Regions from separate parts of the Homo sapiens genome. Here region 2 is linked to region 1. Evidence: chromatin contacts called from ENCODE Hi-C data. All regions are on one chromosome and are shown on one strand. The core of a region is the stretch at or near the end of the contact, and the rest is flanking DNA. Distances in the headings are between cores, read along the strand shown. Region 1 holds the start of TBC1D5 (TBC1 domain family member 5). Region 2 holds the start of NR1D2 (nuclear receptor subfamily 1 group D member 2).

What was found. A loop is a pair of places that touch in the nucleus more often than their neighbours do. Pooled maps may share reads with other maps.
Region 2: a map of CD8-positive, alpha-beta T cell shows a loop between it and region 1 (31-fold over the local background). The contact joins the promoter of NR1D2 here to the promoter of TBC1D5 in region 1. A Hi-C loop is called at or near these places in 1 of 168 maps with a recorded cell type or tissue (CD8-positive, alpha-beta T cell), 1 of 37 single-sample maps with no recorded cell type and 8 of 50 pooled maps.

The regions. Positions count from the first base shown.
Region 1 is chr3:17,740,515-17,744,743 of GRCh38, forward strand. TBC1D5 (TBC1 domain family member 5) reads right to left here and starts at 2,117. Exons shown (of 23, transcript NM_001349074.2): 1 at 1,967-2,117. LOC105376975 (a long non-coding RNA gene) reads left to right here and starts at 2,430. Exons shown (of 2, transcript NR_135536.1): 1 at 2,430-2,604. RefSeq lists silencers at 1,604-1,803, 2,034-2,343 and enhancers at 1,803-2,506, 2,464-2,533.
Region 2 is chr3:23,943,348-23,947,245 of GRCh38, forward strand. NR1D2 (nuclear receptor subfamily 1 group D member 2) reads left to right here and starts at 1,939. Exons shown (of 8, transcript NM_005126.5): 1 at 1,939-2,247. The coding sequence starts at 2,232. It overlaps LOC124909354 (a long non-coding RNA gene), which reads right to left and starts at 1,833. Exons shown (of 2, transcript XR_007095845.1): 1 at 308-1,833. It also overlaps a transcript of NKIRAS1 not described here. RefSeq lists silencers at 1,803-2,992, 2,489-3,030.

The DNA.
Region 1 (4,229 bases), core at 867-3,366:
TAAATAAAAAGAAAAAAATTAAAAGTACAACCATTTCTCCATAAAGTGTTATGAAGTTATGTGTGACATTTCTAAACTTTTTAATTTACGTGTGAAAAAATTACATTAGAAAAAACCTGAATCCAGTTAGAACACCCACTGTACGACTCTCAATTGTTTGCAAATTTGCTTCCAAAACTCAGGAATGCACTACTCAACTGAGGCCGCATTTGAGAGCACACACTCAATACTTCCTCCAATAAAAGAAATTTTCATCTCAGCTGTACACTCAGAGACCAGGATTTTTTTCGCCTATATGTTGATAAAACCCAATGACGCATAGCTGAGCAAGTCTTTCACCTAACAGCACACCAAGCTTCTAATGGAAAATTCACAGACCAGGTGATGCAGTCACCATACAGCATACAGACACAATATTTGCACTCTTCCTATCCCCTCCCCTGGAATCCAGACTCAGCCTGCTCACTCTGAAAGCTTTCTCAGTTCATCCTGCCATTTGCCCCTTCTCCCAAGCCACCTCTACACCCGGGGGTGAGTTATTAAAAAGAACATGTTTATTGATAAATACAACACTTTATTTATTTGCACACAAGTTATCCACTTCCTTGCTACTCAAAGATAGTCCCTTGTCCAGCTGCACATGTTATCAGAAATGTACAATATCAAAATGCACCATAGGCCTACTGAACCAGAAAATGCATTTTTAATAAGAGCCCCAAGTGATTCCCACCCACATTAAGGTTTGAGTGTTCTGTGATACTGCAGATAGCTGTAAAAATTAAAAATGCTCAAGTTTACAAATGAATTCAGAGATATGGTATGAAAAGTACCAAGACACGGAATCAGAAAAGCCCAAAGAGAAAAACCAATATATAAATGAATTTCTTTGCCACCGATAGCAAAGGCTCATTTTTCAACAATACCTATTTATTGCTTCCTGCTTTAAGTATTTTGTGCAAGAGCACAACACTTATAAAGGTTTACAAAAGAATTACCGGGTCTAGAAATTCCAGGCAACCTGGTCCAAACGTGTGAAACCTGCATGTTAAAATCTTAGGATTTTGTCCAATTCAGAGTTGACAAATGAACTCTTTCCAGAAAGTTATTATTCGAAAAAAACCTACAGGATGTTAACTTTAAACACAGATTATAATTCCTGTAACTAAAACGAGTAACTGGTATCGAACAAATTCTAGGTCACTTGTAGAATCGAATCTTGTAGTGAAGGTCTGTGTGTTTTTCCAGGAAAAGTCGGGGTGGGGAGCGGGATTTGCCCTCCCTGCGAATTTTTTTTTTTTTTTTTTTTTTTTTTTTTTTGCTCTTATCCTGAAAGACCTCCGTTTCTTACGTGTGAATAAACTTAAGTCGTACTAAATCCAGGTCACGGTTCCCTTCCTCAAAAGTGAAGTCAAGGCTTCTCTCTTCTAAAGACTATTAAGGTTTGAGGATTCAGGGCCCGTTTCGCTTCCGGCTAGGGAAGGAAGCGTGCTTCCCGGGGCCCAAATGAACATGGAAATTTACTAAGTAGGAAGTTGAGCACTAGTCCAGCCGCCAGGCCCTGCCTTTACTGCAGTTGGCCTTCCAGTCTAGACCCCGACCTCCTGGGGCAGGGAAAGCAGGCAGACTGCAAGCAGCCACCCCGCCCAGCTCGCCCTGCCCGCCCTGCCCGCCAGGGAGCTGAAGGGTCCACCCCTCCCGCCATCCACCCCCGACGCCGACTCCGAGGCGCACAAACGGGGGGCGGTGCGGCAACCCGTCCGCCGTGGCGGCGGCACCCTCAGGCCCTCCCGTGAGAAGGCGGCGGCGGCTGCGGCTGCAGCAGCGGCGCGAAGGGGGGCGAAACCTGTCCTGAGGCTGAGTGGGAGGCCGGGGCGGGAACGACTGCATGTGGGGCTGCACTGGAGGAAGGCGGAGGCGTTCAGAGGGCTTGGGCTTTTTTACGATCATCATCATTATTTTATTTTACCTGTGGCGCAGAAGGGCTCCCCAGCTCCTATTCCCTGAATCCTCCTCCTCCTCCCCTCCTCTTTCTCTCTCTCTCCCTCAGTCTGCAGGGCGCTCGCGGAAGCGGCCGGGCCCGGCCCGACCTGAAAGAGAACAGGGCGGGAGGGGGTGGCGGCGGTGACCAGCGGCCACGTGACCACGCTCGCGCCGTAACGGCGGCCGCCTCCCGCCGCGCGCCCTCCCCGCGCTCCACCTCTAATAACCTCGCGGCCCGCGCGCCTGGGAAGCTCGTGCGCAGGCGCCCGCACGGGACCTGAAGTCTGCGCGCGAGCGCAACGCGCTCGCTCTCGGGTCCGGGTTTCTGGGGCCCGCGAGGCGCGAGAAGCGAGTAGGTGGGGAGTGAGCCGCGGGCAGAGCTCTCCTTGGCTGAGCCGGCAGGCTGCTGAGCGCATGCGCCTGAGGGCTTTTACCCCTCCCTTCTCTCCCTGCTTCCAACCGGCGCGCGGCTGGAGGCTGGGAACCAGCTCCTGGGTCTTAGTCAGAGGTTCACATCCACCAACTATCTTCCCAGGGTTGGACTGAGAAGGGGAGCAGAGGGTCCCAGGGACTCTCCTGAGATCCTGGCTCTCCTGCCAAGGAATTTACATTTCCTTGTCACAGGTAAATGGCCTTCCATGCCACATTTTTCTGTGGCTGAGTAGGCTTCTAACTCAGCTCATCTGTCACTTTCTCCGTGAAACTTACCCCTGCCTACTTTAGAGGAGTCACTAGCACTTTGTGCAGACCTACCTTGTAGTACAACCCATAGAAAGATAAAGGTTAGGAGTTATTTTTTCACAAGCCCACAATACTAGACTGTGGTTTCTATCTTTATCTCATAAACTTGGACAGGGTCTTCAGTGTTGTAGTATCTCCCTAAACGTCTGATGACTATCAGAACACAGGGAATGTCTAAAACTTTTATCGTTGCCCTTGGTCTCTGCATAATCATGATTTAAGATCCCCTTTAACCCAAGCACGTGGGAAGGTGGTGTTTGTTTCCCCAGTATGAAAGCCTTTAAATCATAATGTTAATTAGAGTGGTAAATGCTTCACTTAGTAAAAGAGATTTATGGTATTTTATTAGCTTATCTTCACAAAGAGCTCCAACGAAAATTGATACTGTTTAGTCCAGAAAAGGAAACCAAGTCAGAGAAAGGTCAGATTTCTGAAGGTTATCTAGCTTCAGAGGAAGATGCCTGTGTGGGAGACCTTTGTGGACAAACACCCCACTTCACACAGAGATCCCTCTTTTTCTGTTGCCCCTCTTTCTGTTGCAGAAACTGAACAGGTTAAGTTAGTGCCTGTGGCCAGATTTAATCCGGCCAGATTTATTTATTTATCAAATAAATAAAATGTAAAAACTCCCTAATTGGGAGTTCTGGCTAGACCAGTCATCATCACTGTTAGACTGGTGAATACTGAGATGATAGTCAAGAAATGGGGCTAGCAACAAAATGACAGAAAATCCTGGGATGAATGTATATGAAGAAATAGGATTAACAGAGGCTTCTGAGAAACTAGGAAAATGACAACCCTCAAGATTCCATTCTCAAATGTTTACAAAGCTGTTGGACTCTTTTCTGCATTTACCACTGTATACACCCACAGACTGATCCCACCTCATAGTTTCAGCTACCACACAGGTTATGCTAATGGCATCCCATTCTAAATATTCAGCCCAAGATTCAGACCTTGTGGTAGACTATTTTCTTATGGCACACAATTAACTGTGCCTCCCAGTATTCATGCCCATGTATAGTCCTCTGCCCTTGAGTCTGGGCCGGACCTGTCACCTGCCTTAAACAATCAAATATGGCAAAAATTACTCTCTGTCACTTCTAGGCCTAGGCCTTTAAAGACTTTGCAGGGCCAGGCGCGGTGGCTCACGCCTGTAATCCCAGCACTTTGGGAGGCCAAGGCGGGTGGATCACGAGGTCAGGAGATTGAGACCATCCTGGCTAACACAGTGAAACCCCGTCTCTACTAAAAATACAAAAAATTAGCCAGGCATGGTGGCACACGCCTGTAGTCCCAGCTACTCGGGAGGCTGAGGCAGGAGAATGGTGTGAACCCAGGAGGTGGAGGTTGCAGTGAGCCGAGATCGCGCCACTGCACTCCAGCCTGGGCGACAGAGTGAGACTCCGTCTCAAAAAAAAAAAAAAAAAAAAAAAAAAAAAGGCTTTGCAGTGACAACTTTGAACTTTACCAGAGACTCATGGGAAACAGAAATAGTTAAGAAATCC
Region 2 (3,898 bases), core at 689-3,188, 6.2 Mb after region 1:
TCAGCCTCCCGAGTAGCTGGGATTACAGGCATGCGCCACCACCCCGGCTAATTTTGTATTTTTAGTAGAGATGGGGTTTCTCCATGTTGGTCAGGCTGGTCTTGAACTCCTGACCTCAGGTGATCCACCCGCCTTGGCCTCCCAAAGTGCTGGGATTACAGGCGTCAGCCCCCGCGCCCAGCCCAGTTTTGCCTTTTCTAGAATGTCGTATAGTTGGAATCATACAGTACACAGCCTTTTTAGAGTGGTATCCTCTTTTATGATTTCTTTTCTGCCTTCTAGACTGTTCATATTAACCTCATTTTACCTGTGTAGAAGTAGATGGTAGTTGATACATGAAAAAGCAAGCAAGCTACAAAGCGTGGCCTGGGGAACTCTTCCATCAGCATCACATGAGGGTGATAAATTCCAGAAGTAGGGAAGAATAGAGGGCTACCGTGATTAGGGAACTGTGTTTAGAAGGGTTTGGGTATCAAGACAGCCTTGGAAAGAGAAGCAGGACCCACATCTGTGCAGGGCGAAGCAGGTCAGGTTAAGTCGTTGAATTTTTTCAAAGTGTAACACGAAGCCATTGGAGGGTTTTCAGCAGAGTAATCAGATCTTATTTACATTTTAAAAATAATACTTTGACTGCTGGGGAGAAGTGACTGTAGGAGGACCCAAGAAGCACTCTCCTAGTTAGGGAACCAGAGCAGTAGCTGAGGCAAGAGATAATGGTTTGCTCTAGCAATACCAACGGTGAGAAACAGGGATTGAACATATTTTGAAGGTAGAATAGCTCAGACTTGCTAATGGATTGAATGGAGAATAAAAGGCTGTGAGAGTGTTAGGAGAGAAACATAATTTTGCTGGCTTCAGGAACTTGCAGATTTACCAAAACAGTAAATATTGATATGGTGAAGAAACCTGGGGGGTGGGGAAATAGGGTGTTGCACATGTAAATATGTCTTCCACGTGACATTTTCCCCACCTTCTATAGTGAAGAATTTCAGAGCAAACTGGAAAGAGTTTTACAAGCAACACCCATATCCCCATCGCCTAAGTTTAACATCTTACCATATCATCTATTCATGCCTCTATCAGCCCATCTTACTTCAGTAATGCGTTTAAATTGCGGGCATCAATGCACTTTCCTCAGAATTCACCTCAGCACGCATACAATTTATGTCTAGCTTTTTTCTTTTGATCTAAAATTTACATTCAAGGTGAAACGCCCAGATCTTGACTGCACATTAGCTGAGTTCGGACACACGCGTACACCCGTCTAAAATCTGAGATGCAAAAAAGCGGCATAATCAAACGGGCTGCTGGATGTAGGAATCTGGAGATTAGAAGAGAGGTCTTGGCTTGAAATATAAATCTGGGAATCACAAGAACATAGGTCTACTTAAGCTATGAGATTGGATAAAATCACCTAGAGGGTGCAGAGGGAAAGGGAAGGGTCTGTGCCCTCAGAGACCAGCGTTTGGAGGTCGGTCGGGTGGGAGCGGGGGGTGGGGGTGGGGGGCGCAAGGGTTGAGCAAGCCCGAACCAGCCGGCCCAGCCGGGGTCCTGAGAATCACCCTTGCTCGGCGCCAAGCCACCGCTTTGACCTAAGAGCCACCAGGTTGGGGGGCAGGGCGTGGAGAGGACTCCCGGCCAGAGGCGGGAAAGGCAGCCGGGAGGAGAGGAAAGAGGAGGAGGAGGGGAGGAATATGCGGCGGAGGGAAACGGAGAAGAGGTTTACGGCACGGAGGGGAAAAACGAAGGAAGAGGAGGGGCTCGGCAAGGAGAAGGAAGGGGAGAAGGGGGAAGCGCAGGAGAAAAGGGTAGCCGGGGAGCCGGGAAGCGGGCGGGAGGGAGGGGAGCGGCGGGGCGGAGGTCGCCGCAGCGGCCGGCCGAGGGCGGGCGGAGGGAGGGGGTGTGTGCGCGGGTCACATGGTCGCGGCTGCCCTCCCCGTCAGCCGCCCTCGCCGCCGCGGTGCGCTGGCTGCAGGAAGCCGCCGCGCCGCCGCTTTTGTTGTCAGGGACCCAGCGAGGAGCGCCGCTCGCCGGCCGCCGCCACCCTCTCTCGCTGCAGCCTGCTGTGCGCTGCACGGCCTGGGGCCCGGGAGCCCCGCCCGCTCTGCCCATGAGGGGGCCCCGCGACCACCGCTGCTTCCAGCCCGGGGCGGCGCGGCGCTGAGGCGGCGGCGGCGGCGCTGCCCCCTCTGCGGGAAGCGGGCGGCCCCGGCCGCCTCCGCGAGGGCACCATGGAGGTGAATGCAGGTAAGAACCGGACTGCGGCGGGTGGGGGATGGCCGGAGGGAGCGCTCAGAGCCCGCGGGGCACTTTGGGGGGCGGCGGCAGGGGGTGTCCCCATGGCCGGTGGGGCGGGGTGGGCTGCTGCGCGCCGCGTGTCCGCCTCTGGCTCGGTTCCCATCGCCCCCCGGGCCGCCCGGCGCCCGCCCTCTTGTCTCCCTGCAAAGCCGCAGCGCGGCCTGCCGGCGCCCGGCCCGGCCCCCCCCTCACATGGCCCGGCCGCGCGAGCCACGTGCGCGCTGTGTTTACGTTCGGCGGCGCGCGGGCGCCGGTTGGCTGGGCGGGCGCGTGACGCGGCATTACATAATGGGCGCTGAGGCGGCGGCGGCGGGCGGGGACACGTGAGGCCGCTCGGCTCCCTGACCCACATTCCCCGGGGCCGCAGGGACACGTGGGGGCGGGGGCGCGCGCGCGCGCGCTGGCTGGGAGCGCCGCAGCCTCCCGGGAGGCTCCGCCCCTTTGGAAGCCTCGGGGCAGTGACGTCGCCGCGATTCCCTCCTCCCCCGCGGGGTTGCACACTGCGGAGGAGGCCGCGCGTGCGCGCCCGCTGAGCCCCCGCGGCGGGGCGTCCCCGAAGCGGGCGCTGACACCGCAGTGCACCGGACGCCGCACGCTCTTTTCGCGAGGTGACCCCAAGGCGCGGACCCCGCGCAAACCAAACGAACCGGCGCCTGGGGAGGCTGGTAGCTGCATACCTTGCAGATTCCGAGGAGGAAGTGCAGGACGAGGGCGTGCTGCAGGCCGGAGGAGGCGCCTCGGGGAAGGCGTGGGGCTTTCCCGAAGGGATACGCTCGAAGGAGCTCTGAGGTGCTTCGATCCCGAGCGACTCCCCGCAGACTGGGTAGCACCGCCCCTGTTAGGATGCCGTCTGTTTACAAAAAAAACCGTTTGCTCTAGGACGCGACCTGTCTCATACACACACAGTCTTAAAAACTGCTTCCAGATCCCTTCGGGCTGGAGTTTTCCAGTAAACGGGTCACACCCGCAGCTGAGCGTGCAGCTCACGTATGGTCAGGATGACTCAGGTGATCATAGGTGACTCCAACACCATATGTAAGACTGGACATTCTTCATTTAAATTAAAAAAAAATTAACCTGTGGGTCGCTGACTTTTCCTGAATCTGATCAAGAGAATTTGGCTTTATAAATATTTTTCTTGTCACATTTTGTTACATTGCAACGGAACAACAGGGTGCCCTTCCCTCCTTTTGTCTGCCCCAAATGATGAGGTAGATCTGAAGTGAGTGAGGTTATGGAAACAGCCAGCTTTTGTTTTATTTTTTGAGTTGCAATGCGCCTCTAAGAATCTTGCCTCGATAACAAATGTATTGTGAACTTTTCACCAAAAGTAAAAATAAAGTCACTTTCTAATTTTATTTACGTATTTTTAGAATTTACTTATTTTTTTTAACCTGTTGTCTCACAAAAATCTGGATCTAATTGTGTTTTGATTACCTAATCGGCCTACTTAGCCTTTGAGGGTATTTTTAAAATTTTATGAGTTTATCATAGAATTAAACTTCTACATGTTAGAATTCAGAGGTGATCAGGGTGAACCTCTTCTAACCCACCCTTTAGCATGAATTCTAATAGCTTTAGTAACCTCATAAGGGCTGGC